Linked DNA regions of Mus musculus: region 1 is linked to region 2. Evidence: chromatin loops called from intact Hi-C (ENCODE). Cell type or tissue: heart. All regions are shown on one strand. Each heading gives the region's core, and the rest is flanking DNA. Links, peaks and the distances in the headings are about the cores only. Region 1 has its middle 8.3 kb from the start of Gm35939. Region 2 holds the start of Hunk (hormonally upregulated Neu-associated kinase).

What was found. Peaks named below come from ENCODE experiments on the same cell type or tissue, not always from the same donor. Only the 100,000 strongest peaks of a DNase experiment are listed, where the experiment ranks them.
Region 1: a loop joins it to region 2, with 2.2 times the contacts of the local background. A loop is called at or near these places in 5 of 42 quality-filtered maps.

What each region holds. Positions count from the first base shown.
Region 1 is chr16:90,531,078-90,535,462 of GRCm38, forward strand. No RefSeq gene overlaps it. Among named protein-coding and RNA genes, the nearest start is that of Gm35939, 8.3 kb to the left of the region's middle. In heart, for the core only: no CTCF peak of the experiment used is centred there; a DNase peak (open chromatin) is centred at 2,354; H3K27ac peaks cover 485 bases.
Region 2 is chr16:90,384,381-90,388,765 of GRCm38, forward strand. Hunk (hormonally upregulated Neu-associated kinase) reads left to right here and starts at 2,017. Exons shown (of 11, transcript NM_015755.2): 1 at 2,017-2,336. The coding sequence starts at 2,076. In heart, for the core only: CTCF peaks have their summits at 1,656 and 2,595; DNase peaks (open chromatin) are centred at 1,511, 1,891 and 2,631; H3K4me3 peaks cover 4,000 bases; H3K27ac peaks cover 4,000 bases.

The DNA of each region.
Region 1 (4,385 bases), core at 266-4,265, 150 kb after region 2:
GAGATAAGCCGCTCTGCCTGTCTGTGAGGGATTATCTTGATTCATTAGGTGATATGTGTAGCAGAATTTTCCCTGTCCAATCACTTTAAATATTAATACAATAAGAAGCCTGTGATTGGACAGGGAAAAGGGAGTCAGAGTGAAGAGTTTCAGAGATGGTGACAGAGGAGAAGGAAGGGGGAGAAGGAAGGAAGATGGAGGAAGAGAAAGATGATCCAGACTCCGAGTGGCTTTAAATAGCCACAGGTAGCTGTGAGTATGATATAAAGGATGGATAATTCCAGGACAATTTGTCTTATCATGGTGGGCAATTTATATCATTATCAATTGGCTCTGAAATGACTGTTTGGGCATCTTGAGAACTGAGAATTCATTGATCTATCAATCTGACTGATTAATTATAAGTTTCTAGAGTTTTGATTTACTAAGTGAAGGGGAATTGTGACTGCCGACCATGGGGGTGGGGAAGGGGGGTGGCTGAGAAGGAAGAGGCGGCTCTGAGGCAGGCAAATGAGAGAAAGACGGCTGACTGGGGCTAGCCAAGAGGTGGTGAGACTGCCGGGCAGAGAATAGCAGGGTATAGTGCAGGATGGCGCCATTTTAAAAATGTTTCCCACATCAGAGGTGGGAATAGCTACTTTAAGTGTGGGCTGCACCATTCCACAGGCTGGGATCCTGGAGCTAACAAACAGGAGACGATAGTGGTGCATAAGAGATCTTCCAGAAGACCCTACCCAGAACCCACATTTCAGCTCATAATCTCCTGGAACTCCAGTTCCGGGGTACCCAGTGCTCTCTTCTGGCCTCTGTGAGCATGTGCAATGTCATGGTGAATGTACACACACTCAGGGGTTGTCTTAGTTAGGGTTTCCATTGCTGTGAAGAGAAAACATGACTAAGGCAACCCTTATAAGGACAACATTTAATTGAGGCTGGTTTACAGGTTCAGAGGTTCAATCCATTATCATCATGGTGGAAAGCATAGCAGCATCCAGGCAGGCATGGTGCAGGAAAAGGAGCTGAGAGCTCTGCATCTTGTTCCGAAGGGAATCAGGAGAAGATTGGCTTCCAGGCAACTAGGAGGAGGCACTCAAAGCCCACTCCAACAGTGATACAGTAACTCCAACAAGGCCACGTCCACTCCAACAAGGCCACACCCATTCCAACAAGGCCACACCCATTCCAACAAGGCCACACCCATTCCAACAAGGCCACACCTCCTAATAGTGCCACTCCCTGGGCCAATCATATTCGAATCACCACAGGTATGCACGCATATACACAAAGTAGTTTGAAAGTGAGAAAACCAAGTGGTCCCAGCATTTTCTGTCCTCTGATTCATGGCTGTAGATACAATGTTACCACCTGCCTCGTCAAGCTCCTGCCTCATGACCTCTGTACCACGATGGACGGCCTCCTCCAACTGTGAACCAAAATAAATCCTTCCTCCCTTAAGTTACCTTTTTGGGGTATTTTTATTACAGTGACAGAAAAGTAGCTTCCACAGGCTCCCACCATGATGTGCTGCCACAGCCCGCAAAACAATGGGTCCAAGCAGTCCTGTACTGGGAACTCGAGAACTATGAGCCAAAACAGAGCTTTGCTCCTTATAAGTGGGCTATCTCAAGCATTTTGTTACTGTAAGGGAAAGTGCAGGCTCACCCAATAAGGTCCCTAGTCTCACCTTTCTCTTGTTCACTTAGCAACATGTTTGAAACATTATTGTTTCCTCTCAGTCTTTTAAGAGACCCTGCATTCTCAGTGGGTGTGAAATAGTGCCTAGTTGGGAAATACCACCCTTAGGGGCCGTATCTGTTGCTAAGCATTTGATGGCCTGAGGAGTCCTTCTGAGTCAAGTGGCCCTTCTGAGGAGCTGCTTCGTGCTGGCCTCTGGTTTCTCCTCTGTAAAGTTAGGAGGTGGTCGCAGCCTGACTTCAGGACCTGCTGTTCTGCTGGCCACTTCCTGCCTGCTCTCTGAGCTCTTTGGCCAGGGTGTCCCTGATTTGCTTTGCTCCTTGACTGGGTCATAGTGTGACAGTGAGATTCATGGGAGAGGAAGAGGGAAGGTCTATAAGAGAGAAAAGATCCAGATTCATTTGAAGGAAGCCAAGGGAAGAGGGTTCTGGAATGAAGTCCAGATGGTTGGATGCTCATTAACCATGCTCTGGTGAAAGTCAAGGATGTTGGGCAGAGCGAGACTGCCAGATGCCCTGGGGCTGCAGCACGGAGTCCCGAGCAAGTGAGGCTCAACCATCCTAGCTTTCAGCCTTCGTGGGGCTTGCCTTTGGTTTCACAATCCTCTCAGTGACCTCCTTGCTGCAAATAAAACCCAGATGTTTTTTAGCTCAGTCCAGTGAGTACTTTTCTAAAACTCCCTCCAAGTCTCTCAGACCTCAGGTGGCCACAACAATCCTGTGGCTGCCAGCAGGGTGAACGAGCTTAAACCCCGCTGCAAAAATCAAGTGTCACAATATTATTGTCCGGCATGAGTTAATTACGGTAATTTCCCTCTCCCTGAGGCAGCTGAATAATCCTCTGGCATTTTGGTATCCGGGTTGTTGGGGACCTGGACTTCGGTGCTCTGTCCTTGATTCTGCTGCCTCTGCAGAAGTCCTGTCTTTATTCCTTTGGGTCCCTTGGCATGGATTTGTTACGCACTGTAAAGCAGTCAGTCCCCAGCACTGTGCAGCTAACACATTCTAGGGCTTTAACGGGCATTCTCGGTAGGGTTTCTGTTGGTATGATGGAACGCCATGACCAAAAGCAAGTTGGGGTGTAAAGGTTTATTTGTCTTACACTTTGACATTACAGTCCTTCCGTGAAGAAAGTCAAGACAGGAACTCAAGCAGAGCTGGAACCTGGAGGCAGGAGCTGAGGCAGGAGCTGATGCAGAGGCCACGGAGGGGTGCCCCTTACTGGCTTGCTCAGCCTGCTTTCTTATAGAACCCAGGACCACCAGCCCAGAGCTGACTGCACCCACAATGGGCGGGGCCTCCCCATGGATCATGCATAAAGAAAATGCCCTGCAGGCTTGACTACAGCTCCATCTTATTTTCTTCATTGAGGTTCCCCCCTCTCAGATGACTTTAGCTTGTGTCAAGTTGACATAAAACCGTCTAGCAAAATAGAAGATCAGTGTACACAGGATGGGGCAACACGGATGAAAACTGTTTTCCCCTGCTTCCCCTTCCTTCCCAGAAATATCACTTTGGTTTGTAAAGTTTTTTTGACGGCAGAGCAAATACCAGGTCTAGGTACAGTGTCAAAGGAATAGCAGAGGTTTGGAGTCAGGAGAAGCCAGCCCTAGCTTCTCCATCTTGAGTTGTACCTTCAAAGACACTGACTTTCTCGATCTCAGTTCGATTGCTGGGGCTGCGGGTGGCATCAGGAGTGGACGGAGTTCCCTGGGGGCTTATGTACAAAATGGATACAGGCATGAAAACAATTGCAAAGGAGTTTTAAGTGTTTGGACAGAGACCTGAGGGAGTTGTTGTGAGGGTGCAGGGGGTTGTGGTTGTGGTTGGGGGTGGGGCGGGGGTGATGGGGTGGGGCGGGGACTCAATTCTCCAAGCATCTCAGAGATAGAGTGGGATGCGCCAAGTGCTGAGAAGTGAGTGGTTATTTACACGGTGGACAGAATGGGAAGGGAGTTTTTGGAAGACGCAAGGACACAGATGTGTTATCAGTCTTGGTGTGCTGGAAAATTGCCAGGAATGTCATGTGACTTGAAGGTGAGGCGCAAGAGGCAGTGGAGGAGTTGGGGCGGGGAGAACATACTGTTTGAGGCTCTTGGATTATACTCCATGCATGTTGGTCTTCCATGAACATTTTAAAAATTGTAACCGTCCAGAAGATAGAGTTGTTAGTGGTGCCTTTCAGGAAGAGGCTGGGGCACAGCTAAATGTTGTAAGTACACAAGATCTCCTACATCAACAAAGGATCGCCGAGCCCCAAATACCAACGGTGCCAAGGTCAGATCCTTTATTCACAGCAAACAAGGATTGCTGGAGAGATGGAGGGAGCAGCCACAGCTCCCTTCTGCGGGAAAGCATAAAGCAGTGCTTTGAAGGGGGCATATCAGAGGAAGGGGGGGGGCTAGGAAAGTCACCCATTGCCCCAGTGTCTCCCACCCCGAGCCAGCTTGTCATGTGCTTTTCTCACCCTGCAAGCTCAAAACACAGCTTATGTTTAGTAGTTGGAAAAAAAAAAAGACAGATAATAAACTGTGATGTGTAAAAATATTAGCATCTAAGATTGAAATGTCAAGATCCACAAATAGTCAAGTTGGAACACAGTCACGTTGATTCAGAGTTGTCCAGGCCTGTTTTGAGCTGTTATGGTGAAGCTGTAGTTGCTACTAAGACCAGATGGGTTGCAAACCCCCA
Region 2 (4,385 bases), core at 304-4,303:
ATAATCAAAACATTAAGAGGAAAGAAAGTCACTATTTTATCATAAGTGACTTCCACTACTTATGAAGCACCGTCCCCTGCCTTCCCCCCACCCTCCCCCTCCTCCCCCTTAAACGATGAGTACTCTCTGGGATTTGCCTTAAATTGCAACAAATGAATCTCTAAATTTTCACAAAGAGCTAATTTCCTAAAATTTAATTAATGCAATATTGGGAAACTTTAAATCCTTTCCTGAAGGAAATGGGCTTCACCCCCAAAATGGGCTTTATTCTCCCCACACTTTGAACCTAGCATCTTCTCCCTCTCCCCACTTCCTGCCTTTAAAAAATTCAATTACTGAATTAGAAACGTGAAAATGTTTGGATGAGCCCTGCAGAAACTGTAGGAGCTAAGGCGTCCCTCAAGTACAGCAAGAAAGCAGTGGAAAGCTTGTCTTTAACGTAGGAAATCCAGAGCAATGAGACCCCAACCCAAGACAAGACTAGACTCGGTCATAATAGCAAGGGTGGAGACTCACAGCTTATGCGTGGTTCAAACCAACAGATGCCTGAACTTGAAAAACGGTCATTTTGGGGGTTACTTTCTAGATAGGCCAGGAAAGGGATCTTCCCCGCCCCAAGACTGGATGGGTGACAGCTGTGTCCCCTCCCCCACCTCAGAGCATAAATGTGGATCGATGATGTCATAACTGTTTACTGCGGGGTAAACAATGAAATGAACTTTGTTAGGACCGAATCCTCCCTTTGAGCTCAGATGATGTGTGATCAGAGGTTAAATTTGCATTAGACGCGGGCACCTCAACAGGTCGCATTTTGGAAAGCCCTCTCCGCATCCTTTTTGTGTGTGTGTGTCTCTCATTTCGCTTCAGGAATATATTGGGGATCCTGGAGAATAATGGGTAGGTGTCTCAGGCTGTTTATGTTTATTGTTTAGGTGAAATCAGTGCACTCACAGAGCCCGCAGAATAAAAGCATTCAGGAGCAGTGAGGCTCCGGTCCGGTCCGGTCCGGCTCACCCTGCAATACATCATCTCTAAGGAAAGCAGAGAGGGGGCAAACGAACGCGCACAAGCAGCAAACGCCCTGGTTCCTACGCTGCCGCCACTACTGTTAGCTGTGGCGGCTGCTTCTCCACGGACAACAGCAATCGAGTATGTGTGCGAGCCCCGACACATAGCCTGCTAGGTACCCACCCACCCATCTTCCATAGTCCCTACTGTGTGCCAGGTTCTGGGTTGGGTATCCAACTCTGCTACAGTCCAAAGCTTCTCTTTCTCTTTCCCCTGCCTATGGTGGGTGCTGTTGGTGAGGACATTCACTCTCGAAAGGGCCAGAAAGCTCAAGCTCAGAACCTGCGCGATCCGCACCCCGGGAGGCAGCAGGTCTTGGGCAGCCCAGGAGCGCGCGTCTACGCGGCCGCGCGGGGTCCCCCTGTCTGGCGCTCAGGTGGCTTCGCCGCCCACTCCGCCGCTCCCTTCCCCTCCCCTCTCCAGCGAGGGTCGAGTTCGGCTGTTGCGCGCGGGGAAGGAAGGAGGGGCTACGAGGGATTTGAAAGTGCTCAAGCTGCGGAGTGGAGCTCGCTTCTGTCCCCGCCGCCCGCGAGCGGATTAAATTTCTGCAAATTCAAACTGAATGGGGCTTTCTTCTGCTGCCTTCCAGAGGGCGCCTGCAGCCCGCCGCGCGCTCCTCTCCGGCGGGAGCGGCCCCGGGGAGCACCGCTGAGGACCCGGCGGGCCAGAGGGCGGCGGCGCCCGGGCTTGGGGGACTCCGCCACCGGACTGTGCCCCTCTCGGACCAGCAGCCGCTGTTCCCTCTCACAGCCGATCGGGGCACCAGACGGGACCGCGGGCGCGATCTGGGCGATCGATCCTCGGAGGACGAACTTCTCGGGGGCGGGTCCCCGGTCGCCCGGTCGCCAGCTATTGTCTGCGCGCGGCGCTAGCACAGAGGCGCGGGGGGCGTGAGCACAGAGACCCGGGCCGGGCGGGGCCGGGTCCAGGGCGGCGGCAGGAGGAGCCAGGGCAGCCCCGGGAGCCGGAGGAGGAGCGGCTGCGAGCGCGGGAGCCGAGCGAGCGCGATGCCGGCAGCGGCGGGGGACGGGCTCTTGGGCGAGCCGGCGGCACCGGGGGGCGATGGAGGCGCGGAGGACACGACCAGGCCGGCGGCGGCCTGCGAGGGAAGTTTCCTGCCCGCCTGGGTGAGCGGCGTGTCCCGCGAGCGGCTCCGGGACTTCCAGCACCACAAGCGCGTGGGCAACTACCTCATCGGCAGCAGGAAGCTGGGAGAGGGCTCCTTCGCCAAGGTGCGCGAGGGGCTGCACGTGCTGACGGGAGAAAAGGTGAGCTGGGGTGCGCGGGCCTGGCGGGAGGACCCGGGAGCACTGTCCCGCGAGCACTCAGCCTGGCTCTCCAACCCAGTGTGGCTAGACGCACGCTCAGGCTCTCCTAGTGGGCCACCGGGCACCTACTGATGGATGATGGTGGTGATGGGCTCACGTTCGTGGGGTGGGGTACCCGGGCAGATAGATGTACCCGCGAAGCTACCCCGCACCGTCTTTCTGTTTTGTTTTGGAAGGGTGCCGCCTGGCGGACGCCAGGGAAGGGAGGGGAGAGGTGGCGGTGGAGGGTCCTGCGGTAGGGGCATGGATCAGTGCAGAGGCGGGAACTAGATCCAGGCTGGGGTTCAGCTTTGCCTGTGGAATGTGCGGCGGCGGGAGAGCAAGGCAGCCAGTCTGAGGTTGCTTAGAGTTTCATCCCTCCTGGGCTCAGGCGAGGACGTGGAGGGGAGTTGGGGCCCTGTAAGCTCCCCTCTCCCCCCGTGTGGGCTGGGGCAACTGTTGGAGTAACGATCCTGCTTTTGGCAGGTGCAGAACTACACAGGCCCTGGACTCTAGAAGTTTGCAGATACCTTTTCATCTTTCTAGAAGACAGTAAAGGAAAGGGGCCCCTCCCCCACACCCGGAGGGACTCTACTTCGACCTAATTAGAAGTGAGAGAGTGAACTCTTGCCAGGCCGGGTGCGGGCAGATCTCAGGTGTTAACTTAGATTTGTGAAAAGAAACCCAAGAAGCTGACTTACTTTTGAGGCTGGGTGGCCTCAGGCAGGGAATTGCTCTGGGCTGCCAAACTGGTATCTTTGTAGGGACCCAATACTCTAATCACCCAGGCTGGGGGTTGTCCGCGCGGGCGGAGGAGGGGAACTCAGCCGGTCCTAGCAGCAAATAGCCCAAGGGCCAAGCCCTCGGGCCTGCTGCTCTGGGTTTCCTTGCCCAGCCTAGGGGTTTGTGACAGTGATGAACTGTGAGAAGTCTGGTGACAGGCCAGGGCCACCACACTAGTCATTTTCTAGCCTCTGGATACCTTTGATTTCCTCTTGGTTTCTGTTGTCCTGGAAACCCCTACATTTGAGCACTGGGTTCCATCACCCTTTGACTTTATCTTCTTTTTCTGTAGCCATTCCAAGTGGGGTGCCCCTTTATACTGGGTAAGCAGGGTTAGACCGAGCAGTCATTTTCAAGTGTCTCTTGCCCGAATTTCCAAGCAAAAAAAAAAAAAAAAAAAAAAAAAACACCCACAAAAAACAAAAAAACAAAAACAAAAACAAAAAACAAACAAACAAAAAAAACCCAGCATTCAGTATGAACTCACATTAGCTCTTCAAAGGAGAAACTCTTTAGACCCGTCCTAGTTGTTCTCAGTGGAGTAAGGGAATATTTATTTACTTTTTGGTGCGCAGTGGGCTGTCTGCCGGACACACATCAGTGATGCAGACTGATTTCAGGGAGCTCATTTCTGTTCTGGCAGGGAGAGGCGAAGGACTTTGCTCTCAAAATCTAGAGGATTTAGTCTGGCTATGCACATCACCTCTCTAAAGAGATCAGAACTTCTTAGAGCTTTTTGCCATGTTGGGCTGGACCTCAGCTCCTCACTAGGGCAGTTTTGCCCCATGGGATAATACTTTTGTCCTTGGCTGCACTGCCTGGGGTATTCAGGGTTCAGCCCTGATTCAGTTCTGGACTCCTGTGTTAGCTCCTGCCTAGCAGGAATAAATACAGGGAGGTTTCTGCCCAACTGGGGTCTAGATGAAGGGTCTCATTTCCTCCTGTCTTTATGATGGCTCAATTCATCTTTGCATTGAGAGGAGGATTGTTGAATATAAGGTTTTTTCCCCCTGGACCAGTTGATCAGATCTAGTTAAAGACCATAGTTGTCAATGCAGAGGCCAGGGATGCAAACCTTGGTCATTCCTGCAATGCTTTTCTTTAACCAGGAGGGACCTTTCTCTGGGGACAACAGAGTATCAGGGAGGGACCTGGATATTAGCTCCTTCAACGGTGAGCTTTAAAGAAACAGTGGTGCTATTCATAGCTTTTATCTCCCTAACCCTA